2 separate regions of the Homo sapiens genome follow, and region 1 is linked to region 2. Evidence: chromatin loops called from intact Hi-C (ENCODE). Cell type or tissue: gastrocnemius medialis. All regions are shown on one strand. Each heading gives the region's core, and the rest is flanking DNA. Links, peaks and the distances in the headings are about the cores only.

What was found. A loop is a pair of places that touch in the nucleus more often than their neighbours do. Peaks named below come from ENCODE experiments on the same cell type or tissue, not always from the same donor. Only the 100,000 strongest peaks of a DNase experiment are listed, where the experiment ranks them.
Region 1: a loop joins it to region 2, with 2.0 times the contacts of the local background. A loop is called at or near these places in 3 of 110 quality-filtered maps.

The regions. Positions count from the first base shown.
Region 1 is chr7:105,291,954-105,297,338 of GRCh38, reverse strand. The region is part of intron 2 of SRPK2 (SRSF protein kinase 2); the gene reads left to right. Among named protein-coding and RNA genes, the nearest start is that of SRPK2, 94 kb to the left of the region's middle. In gastrocnemius medialis, for the core only: no CTCF peak of the experiment used is centred there; a DNase peak (open chromatin) is centred at 2,638.
Region 2 is chr7:105,234,516-105,239,900 of GRCh38, reverse strand. All of the region lies in intron 2 of SRPK2 (SRSF protein kinase 2), which reads left to right. Among named protein-coding and RNA genes, the nearest start is that of SRPK2, 150 kb to the left of the region's middle. In gastrocnemius medialis, for the core only: no CTCF peak of the experiment used is centred there; no DNase peak of the experiment used is centred there; H3K27ac peaks cover 712 bases.

The sequences.
Region 1 (5,385 bases), core at 157-5,156, 57 kb before region 2:
TGGACCACAGATCTGTGTCTGTGTCACTTCATTCAGTGTATTTATTGAACACCATGTAAAACTAAAGGTCTTTGATTGGCAATTGGTTTGCTGTTTCTAACAGCTTGTTTTTACTTTATATTCCAAAAGTAATCGCAAAAAATGCAGTTTCTTTTGCACCAACCTAATAAAATTGACCCATGTTTATTTCAGTTTGAGAATTTTATCATACCTGTGAGTTACTGTTATTGACAATTCCCTAGAGTATTGTCCAGTAGATGGGTGAGGGGAGTTCACTAAGTATTCTTAGTGTCTAGTTTGTAATTAGTTTATGAGACTTAAAACCCCACCACACATTATTCTGAACCTGCTGTAAATATTATGAGAGGCAGTATGTATAGTTGCCTCTGGAGCTGGAGTGCCTGGATTTGTTTTCCAGCTTTACCATTTGCTAGCTGTATGACCTTGGGCCAAGCTATTTAACCTCTCTGCTTTAGTTTTCTCTTCTGTAAAAGAGGGTTGATAATGACAGTGTCTACTCCATGGAGGGTTTGTGTGGATTAAATGAGCTAATAAGTAGTAAGCCCCCACAACAGTACCTGGCACATAGTAAGCTCTATTAGTGTTTTTCTTCTGTGTCAGTTAATAGCCTCATAGGCTTTCCTCAGATATTTAAATACATGAATGCCTATGATGCCATCTCTCCTTTGGCTTCCTGAAATCAGATTTCCTTAGTTCTTGTAAAGCCAGTGGACTTCCATTGTATTTTCTTTCCTCTCCTGTTTCACTGTAATTCCTCTAAGTTATACTTTATTATACATTTGAATTTTAGGAAATATGCTTGATGCATTTGGAATCTTTTTTCTAAAGACTTTTTTTTAAAATCTTATACACTAACTGGAAATAATTTGTTACATTTTTTTCCTTTTGTGTTCAGAGGCTCAAAACTATTTCATTTGCCTTAAGAAATATGAGTCAAAACTATTTATCTCCTAAGTTAGGAGGCTAGGAAGGCCAAGATTCAGAAAAGTTGGTAAATTAAGAGGACTGAATACTAGAAATCAAAAGAACATCCACTTTCTTGCTTCTCTGTGTATGATATTACTTTTGTAAAATTGTGTGTCTTTTATAGAGAAAAGTACTCTTAGCACAAAGCTGATTGTTTTTGTGAAGAGTATTTTGAAGATGCCTGTTGAAAAGCACTTGTGGAGTAGTTTATGGAAACAGCTGTGAGATTGCACAAAGTATTCTTGTACTCTTCAGAGCCATTCTTTAGTAGGAGAAAATAAGGTCCATATTTTAAGCTTGATGATAGCAAGCCATTTATTAGCAACCCAGTTTAACCCCACACTTTTCTCCTTTTGGGGTTAAATTGGGTAGTATTCATTAGAAGTACTTCAAGAAACCATGAACTCATTTGCTAGCAGTGTTTATATCCTGTATACTGAGAATTTGAGGTGACTTTTATAGCCATTCTTAATCCTCAGTATCTGTCATTGTGGAACCTGAACCCTGTGTGTCTAATGTTATCCAAGAGAAATATTGTGTGAGCCACTAGTGTACTTTCAAATTGTGGTAAAATGTATATCCCATAAAACCATCTTAACCACATTTTTGAAGTGTGCAGTTCAGTTGCATTAAGTACATTCATATTGTTTTGTAACCGTGACCACTGTTTTTAGAAATTTTTCATTTCAAACAGAAACTCTGTACCCATTAAACAGCAACTCCCCATTTTCCCTTCCTGGCCCCTGGTAACTACTGTTCTACCTTTTGTCAATGAAATTTGCTTATTCTCGCTACCACATATAAGCAGAGTTAAACAATACTTTACTTAGCATAATGTTTTCAAGGTTTATCCATCTTGTAGCATGTGTCATACTTCATTCCTTTTAGTGGCTGAATAATACTCCATTGTATGTTTATATAATTTTATAATGCATTTAGTTTAACACATCCAAGATAGTCTTATTCATGTAATTAGTATGAAATATTAATTTACATAAAAATATTTATATAATATGTAAATTTATATGAATTTGTAACATAAAACAAACATTAAAATATATTAAAACGTTATATAAATATGTAAAGATAGATTAAATATTAAATATTAATAAAATATTTTCATTCAATTTTTTTTTTTTTTGAGACGGGTTCTCGCTCTGTCACCCAGGCTGGGGCACAGTGGCGCAGTTTGGCTCACCGCAGCCTCTGCCTCCTGGGTTCAAGCGATTCTCGTGCCTCAGCCTCCTGAGTAGCTGGGACTACAGGCGCATGCCACCACACCTGGCTGATTTTTTTTGTTTTTAGTAGAGACAGGGTTTCGCCATGTTGGACAAGCTGGTCTCGAACTCCTGACCTCAGGTGATCCACCTGCCTCGGTTTCCCAAAGTGCTGGGATTAGAAGTGTGAGCCACCACTCCCGGCCTATTTTGTATTTTTTAAAGAAAACTAATATTTGCCAAAAGACATATTATTAGAGAAGATTCTGGGCATCAGCCATAGAAAAACAGGATTAGAAAATGACTAAGGGTTGGGTGCGGTGGCTCACACCTGTAATTCCAGCTCTTTGGGAGGCCAAGGTGGGCAGATCAGTTGAGGTCAGGAGTTCGTTACCAGTCTGGCCAACATGATGAAATCCTGTCTCTACTAAAAATAGAAAAATTAGCCAGGCATGGTGGTGCGCGTCTATAATCCCAGCTGCTTGAGAAGCTGAGCAGGAGAATTGCTCGAACCTGGGAGGCGGAGGTTGCAATGAGCTGAGATTGTGCCACAGCACTCTAGCCTGAACACAGAGACTCCATTTCAAAAAAACAAAACAAAACAAAACAAAACAAAACAAAAAAACAGCAACAACAAAAAAGAAAGATCCAGGCATAGCTTTCCCTTCGTTTCAAACCTCACAAGGGATGGTAGCCTTTAAAGGAACAAACAGTTACTGTGAATTTTTTTTCACCAAAACCTCTGAAGAGACGGTTTAGGGAACTGGATCGACAAAATTTTATTGGATTCATACCTTGCTAAATACAGTGCTGGTAAACAATAGGTACCTAACATTTGAATACAAAATGTTGAATACTGAGTAGAGCTCGAAGAGAAATTTGCAGAGGGTGCTGTGAAACTGGATAAAAGAACTTTTGTTCAAACTGCGGAACTTCTTTTTCCCAGTTCCATTCATTGAACTTTGGGGATTGGGCCTGATTATGCCAGGCATTCTCTTAACCCTTCTGGTTGTCAGGAACTAGGGGCACATGGGTACAGGTATGGACTAGAGATGCCCACTGGCAGCCCTTTGGGATTTGGCTATGTTGTATGTTGTATCACTCCGAGGGATTGGATTAGGTGTGCCCCCTGACCCCGGTGCAGGCAGTTCACAGATAGTCCAGCAACCTTGTGGATGGTGTAGCCTGGCTGGAAAAGATAAACTGGGATAATGCTTTCCTTGCCTCAGGAATTTGAATTTCTAAGAGATTAGGTCAGTTCAATGGGGATAGCATTGTAGATACTAAAAGCATTGACTTATAGTGAAAGATCTGGGGCCCAGTTCTGGGTTTGTTACTTACTTAGCTAGGTAACATTGGACATATCTTATCTTGCAGGGTTTCACCTCCTTTTCTTACCTCTAAAATGGAAATGAGGCCAGGCATGGTGGCTCACGCCTGTAATCCCAACCCTTTGGGAGGCTGAGGTGGGTAGATCACCTGAGGTCAGGAGTTTGAGACCAGCCTGGCCAACATGGTGGAAACCCGTCTCTACTAAAAATACAACAATCAGCCGAGTGTGATGGTGGGTTCCTGTAGTCCCAGCTACTCAGGAGGCTGAAGTATGAAAATCACTTGAAACCCGGGGCGGGGTGGGGGGTGGAGGGGGAAGGTTGCAAAGACTCTGTCTCCCACCCCCCCACAAAAAAGGAAATGATATTTGTATCTACCTAATACTGATTTTATGAGGATGAAGATATGTAACATCTTGCCAAATTCTAGAGTGGTAGTTGTCACCATAATACAAAGCAACAGTTAGTGTTGTAACCATCATATAAAGGAGCCTGGCATACTTGGCATACTTTTTTTTTTTCTTTTTTTGAGATGGAGTTTCACTCATGCAGTGGTGCGATCACTACAACCTCCACCTCCCTGGTTCAAGCAGTTATCTTGCCTCAGCCTCTTGAGTAGCTGGGATTACAGGCATCCACCACCATGCCCGGCCAATTTTTGTATTTTTAGTAGAGATGGGGTTTCGCCATGTTTGCCAAGCTGGTCTCGAACTCCTGACCTCAGGTGATCCGCGCCCCCCTCCCTCCTCCCCCTTGGCCTCCCAAAGTGTTGGGATTACAGGCGTGAGCCACCACGCCTGGCCAAGCCTGGCATACTGTTATGTTCCACTTGGAAGCTACAGTTGTAGAGCTAATCACTTGGGAAAGAATCAAGGAGATGCTCAAACAGAAGCAGATGTACTATGGCAATGGAACCCTCAAGAGAGAGAGCAGGAGTAGAACTGTCTTTATAAGAACCTGATGTAGAACTCATAAACATTCAAGTGCCATAGATGGTTTAAGGAAAACTTTATGAACAGTGTGGGAAACTACCATTTATAGTTTTCTCAACAGGATCAAATCAGCCAATTAGAAGGGTACACAGATGGCAACATAAGGCAATAGTCTGTCTGTAAGGAATAAAACAGAAAAACAATAGCAAGCAAAAAGCGCTGTCCCAATATGGCACCATTGGTGCAGAAGTAGCAGATCTTCAGGTGCGTTTCAGAGGCCCTGAGAATATCTGAGTAGTGCCAATAAGGAAAAGCCTGGAGTTAGCCAAGAAACTTTATATTATGCTCTTTTTTTTTTTTTTTTTTTTTTTTTTGAGAGTCTTACTCTATCGCCCAGGCTGGAGTGTAGTGGCACGTCTCACTGCAACTTCTGCCTCCCAGGTTTAAGCGATTCTCTTGCCTCAGCCTCCTGAGTAGCTGGGATTACAGGCATATGCCGCCACACCCAGATAATTTTTGTATATTTTGTAGAGATGGGGTTTTGCCATGCTGGCCAGGCTGGTCTCGAACTCCTGACCTCAGATGATTGGCCCGCCTCGGCCTCCCAAAGTGCTGGGAATTACAGGTGTGAGCCACCACACCCAGCCTAATTTACTTTTTAACCAGACATGAATAGTTCAATTTAGGATGGCTTAAATAAAGTTAAGATAGGTAACCTTTCAACTCATGAACATATGACTGTCAAGAATCATTGATTCCTTGAAGTGTTGGTAGCTGAGGCTCATGTGTATTTCAGAGAAGGAAATATGGAAGGGAACACGTGAGAGCAACGGGAAAACTAGGAGGTGACTAGGCCATCATTTTGGGATAAACAGCATTCCATTTTGCTTTGGCACATCTTTCAGTTATTCTTCTGTT
Region 2 (5,385 bases), core at 115-5,114:
TAAGAAAATAGCCTGTAGGTAAGTAGTTTCTGAGAAAGGCAGGAAGCCAAATCTGACACTGCTGCGAAGATCCTAGTTTAACAGGATCAATGTTAAGCTCAGAGAATTGGCTTTCTTATTCTTATCAACCATGTATCACTGTATTTGAATCTAGACTTGGATTTTCCATACTTTAGTGGGGTTTCTGTTGTTGCTTTATATTGTGGAGTATTATTTTTAAGTCAGACTCCGTCTAACCAGATTTTGTTAATTATGGCTCCATTTTTTTGCTCTCATCCCAGAACATCTTGTCAGCTCCTAGGAGTATGTTTGAAACAATATATTTTGATGTTCAGGCTGTTTCCCTGCTTCCAGCATTTGTAAGGGCTCTGACCCACTTACAGGAGGAGAAAACAAAGATGTATTATTTTGGTTGAGAAGGACTAGATGTAACTGCCTCAGTGATACCTTGATAATTTAGGAAAAATGTCCTTTGTTCTCTCTATATTTTTATTTGAGTGACCTATGCAAAGATAAATTGTAATGACATTTTTTTCTGACTTAATAGGAAGGAAGGAATGCTATCTATACTTTGTGCTTTCTGATGTTAAATTGTAGCTTTTGTTTGAGAAGTTTTTCATAAAAATTTTAGGTCGCTTATAACATAGGAAGGTTTATTTTATTGTTGCCCTTTTTAACAACTGATTAAATTGTGCTATATAGGAAGAATTTATAATTCATTGCCTCTTCTGATGAATGGGACTATTTCTAGAGTAGGGTTTCCTAATCAGGAGGCTGGACTATTCAGATATGTAGTGCAATTGTACACTCTGGTTTGCCAGGGATGGCTGTGATTTATATGTTTTTTGGCTTGCTTATTAGGAGAAGTGGAATGAAGCCCCTTCGTTCTTAGAAGTGTATTGGATGATAACTTTACCTGGCTGCCCCGGCCTAATGACTCCGTAGACCACAAGTTTGCTTACTGCCTTCGTGCTTTGTTCTCTTGTCAAGTTGTCCATTTTGGAAGAAAGCTTAGAAGAGTGTGCTCCAAAGTGGTCGTGGGTATTTCGGTCTAGGTGGTGGGGTTATAAATGATGTTACTTTCTTCATTGTGTTCATTTCTAATTTCCTACTGAAAATGATTTTCTTATTAAAATCAAAACACAGAACAAATTTTCAGAAATTATTTAATTTTAATAAAAATGAAATAATGACTGTGTAATGGTGAAGCTTGTCATTCAGGCTTCTGGGTTCCAAATAATACAAACTGACTGGCTATTTTATTTCTAGTTACAGTGATTGAAGTAGGTTGTGTAATAAAAGAGTGGGCAATGGGAGAGGCAGCAGCTGTGGGCAAACCACTGGATCAGCCTTGAGGCCATGGTGCTAGATGTGTCTTGCCACTGAAGCTGAGTCCTTCCAGTGATTTTCCCCTGTAGTTTTGCCGCTTGTGACCTCGAGACTTCTTTGGAGAGTCACCACCAGTGGGCATGTTACAAACTGAGCCTAGGCCGTGGGCCTCTGCCTTGGCTGCCTGGGAGTAAGGACAGACTGTACCTCCTGAGGCTCCTGGAGTGGGAAGCAGTGCTTTATGCTGACTCCTGTCCAGACTTTTCTCAGCATCTTTTCTCACCCAAGGGATGATGATGATGAGGATGATGACGACGATGATGATTTTGTTACCTTGACTATTGATCAGTTAGGACTTTGAGGCAAGTATCACCTTTCAGGGGCCATCTGCCTTGAAGTGAAAATGATTGTTAATTTTGTTGCTAGTTGTTTATTCAAGTGATGCTGCTTTGCTGTTGTTTACCCTGCACGATTCAGCCTTTACTTAGAAGCTTTTGTCATTTGTCTGGTTGGGGGAGTATGGAATAGTTATTTTGACAGAGGAGCTGATTTAGATATATGCCTTGCCTTTAACTCTAGGTTATTTTGCTCATGAGTTGTGTCAAACTTAATAATAATGTGGCTTTTTTAGTGCTCTGTCAGACTCTACTGCTGCTTTTATTGCCTGTTTATAAACATTTAAATGTTTTCCCCTAAATCAGTCTTAAGACTTAAATGTTTATAATGCACCTATAACCAAGCAGGAAAAATAGAAATATCTTGAGTTAATTGCCCTGGATGGTGCTTCCTTACGTTCTTCATGTTTGGCTTGTAGCTTTACCACAGCACTCAGATGTCTCATGTCTGGTTGTAGACCCTATCCCCATTCGGTCTTTGTGATAACTCTGCTTATCTGTCAAGGTATTCAAGTTTTAAAGTATGTATCATGGTCACAGCAAAAGCTTTGTGCCCTCTTCTAAGTTTGTTTTTTCATTTTTCTAGTTAGAAGTTGAATTTGAGATTTAAGTAGTATTTAGAGTTCCTTTTAGAGATGAAAACTATCTGGGCTCCAGAATAATGATCAGTTTAGACTGTTCGCTCCTCTGAGCTTTGAGTTGTTTTAATGAGGAAAATTTGTTTGATGAACTAGAATATCTGCACATTCTTCTCCTAGGAATTAGAACATGTCATTGAGCCAAGTAAAGGTGTAATGTGCTTTTCAGAATGTACTGAGAAGATTGCATAATTTAGTGTATCTTTTATTAGTAGACTTGCAGTGGGGAGTAGGAATATGCAGGATGTTATGACAAATAATAATGGTTAGATTTTCTATTCTGATTTTTCCTTTAATTTTTCAAAATAAAAAATCATCTGGCAGCCTACAGAATGGTATTTAGAACATCACACCTTTCCAGACAGGGTTTGGTCAGAAGCTAAGTTTGTGGGCTTTTGAGAGGTGTTGCATTTGATGCTGCTGCAGTATCTTGGGTTTCTAGTCATCTTTCAGAAAGCTGGTCATGTATGGCATTCTGGCCTCTGGCCACTCTCCAGGCCCAGTGCCTGTCTTTACACAAACTTGACTTCCTAGTATCACCAACTATAATTTAAATCCTTAAGCTGATGTCTGTTGCTTTGGAGATGTTATGTCACATTCTGCATCTCTCAGCACTGCATGAAACAGTGTTCCCAAACTAGTCTTTTGATTCTATCTCTATATTTGTGGAGGTGGTTCATTGTGTCTTTTCATTTATTTAGTTTTTTAATGAAAATCTTGAGACACTTTTTCTTGATTACTTAAATTTGGCATTTCACACCTGGTACCCATGGACTCTTCTCTTTGCTCCTGTTGTTGGTTAGGGTACACTGGTATGCTCTTGTCTTGTCTTCTCTCTGGCAAGTGAACTACAGGTTGTTATAAGTGGTATCATTGAGGGGAATGGTGTTTGTTTTGTGTGTCAAAAATTTCTGAATTTCTCATCTTGGACCTGTCATTTACTAGGCATGTTATTTCCTGTATTGTCCTGAAACCTATTTCCTCATCTGTAAAACGGGAATAAAACCTATTTTCCCCCTTCACAGTGCCATTATATCAGAGGTGATAATACTGTATGTTAGTGAATCTGCTGCCTGTAAGTGATAATTTACACCATTATTTTATGCACCACCAAGAAAGAAAAATCACTGCTAATTAAACTATGATATACTGTTGATGGGAAGATGCACTCTGTTATCAGAAATTGTGAAAAAATACATATTAGAATAAATGAAATATGTTATGTGAAAACACTACTGTCCATAATGCTGTCAGTGATATTTTAAAAACCACAAATCCTATAATGTCATTTCCCTGTCCTAAACTCCTGAAAGATAAAATCAACCTTCGTATGATGAACAGCGTCTAGCATAATCTAGATCAGAGTGTGGCATCTGCAGCACCTGAGTACTTGTTAGGAAGGCACCTTCTCAGACCCTACCCCATTCCTATGGAATCAGAAACACAGGGATGGAACCCAGCAACTGTACTGTAACAAGGTCTTGAGGAGACTCTGACATATACCTAAGTTTGAGAACCACAGATCTTATTCAGGCCTATTTCAAGTTTCTTTCCTTTTGCTTTTCCTCTAATGTACCTATAGATGTTAGTATAGAAGTACTGCTAGAATATAAATGAATTCCCCTTTCCCCAAGAAATTATCCCCCGGAGAATAGTGCTGTGCAACATCTCTCATATTAGAGGGAACTATCTCAATGACTTTATTTTGAATAGCTAATAATTCTTTGTGATGACATAAATGGAAATGGTTTCAATCTTTTGTTAGTTTTAGGTAATTTAGAGTTCACTAGTAGAAATAGTTTTTTTTTTAAAGATATTTTAACACCTGTTTTGTTAATTATTTCTCATAGTTTCAAATGTTGAATGTTTCTCATGCCTTTTATAGATCATATGAAAAAGCAAAACAATAAGTGATTGTGATATAGAGAGGATATATTTGTTTGTGTATAAAACCAAATGGAAAAGCTAACTGACATGAACGAGAATGAGTAGTTATTTTTGACTTGGGGAACACTTCCTTTGGCAATACCATACATATTTAAAATGCATGCACATGCACACACACACACACACACACAATCCCAGACAACGTAGAAGTGAAAATGCTGCATTTCAGAAAACTGACTTTAGACTAAAGAGATGGCTTTACTGATGAGTACAATGATGGTAAAGGTGCATGTGATAAAGCATTTGAAATAAACTTGCTTTGTGACAATGGGAAATACAGTCTTTCCAAATAATCTATAACATGAATTTAAATACATATGTACTTGAATTAAACATTAAATATTATAAGCAAACATTTGACTATTTTATCTCTATTCCTACAAGTTTACAAAATTTTGGTGGGAGCCGTTGCCAAATAATACTTGTAGTTTCCAAAAAATTACATTACCCTGTCTGCCTCAGATGGTCTCCCACAGAGGTATCTAATCTTTTGGCTTCTCTGGGCCACATTGGAAGAAGAAGAATTGGCTTGGGCCACACATAAGATACGCTAACACTAACGATAGCTGATGAGCTTAAAAAATTGCAGAAATAACTCATGTTTTAGGAAAGTTTGTGAATTTGTGTTGGGCCTCATTCAAAGCCGTCCTGGGCTGCATGTGGCCTATTGGACAGGCTTGGTCTAACACCTCTTTCTTCTTGTGGAATTCATGTGTTCTTTGAAATTCTGTTACCATCTTCTCCATGTCTGTGATGCCCTCTTTTCTTACCCACACTGAACCTTTTTTTTTCCTGCTTCATATAGCATGTGGTGAATCTTATATCAGCACACCTATCTTCATTGCTTTGGTGCTTTTCTGCTTGCTGCTTTTCTTCTTCTAATGTGTAAGTTATTTTAAGGCTGCCTCTCCAACGCAATACATAGCTAAGTGCTTAAGATCCTGGGCTTTGTAGACAGTCTTTGTTTTGAAGGATGGTTTAGTTACTATTTAGTTATATACCATTGGGTAAGTTACTTAATGTTTCTCAGTCTCTGGACGTTGATAATAATTAGTTTGTTGGCTGCATTATTTTAC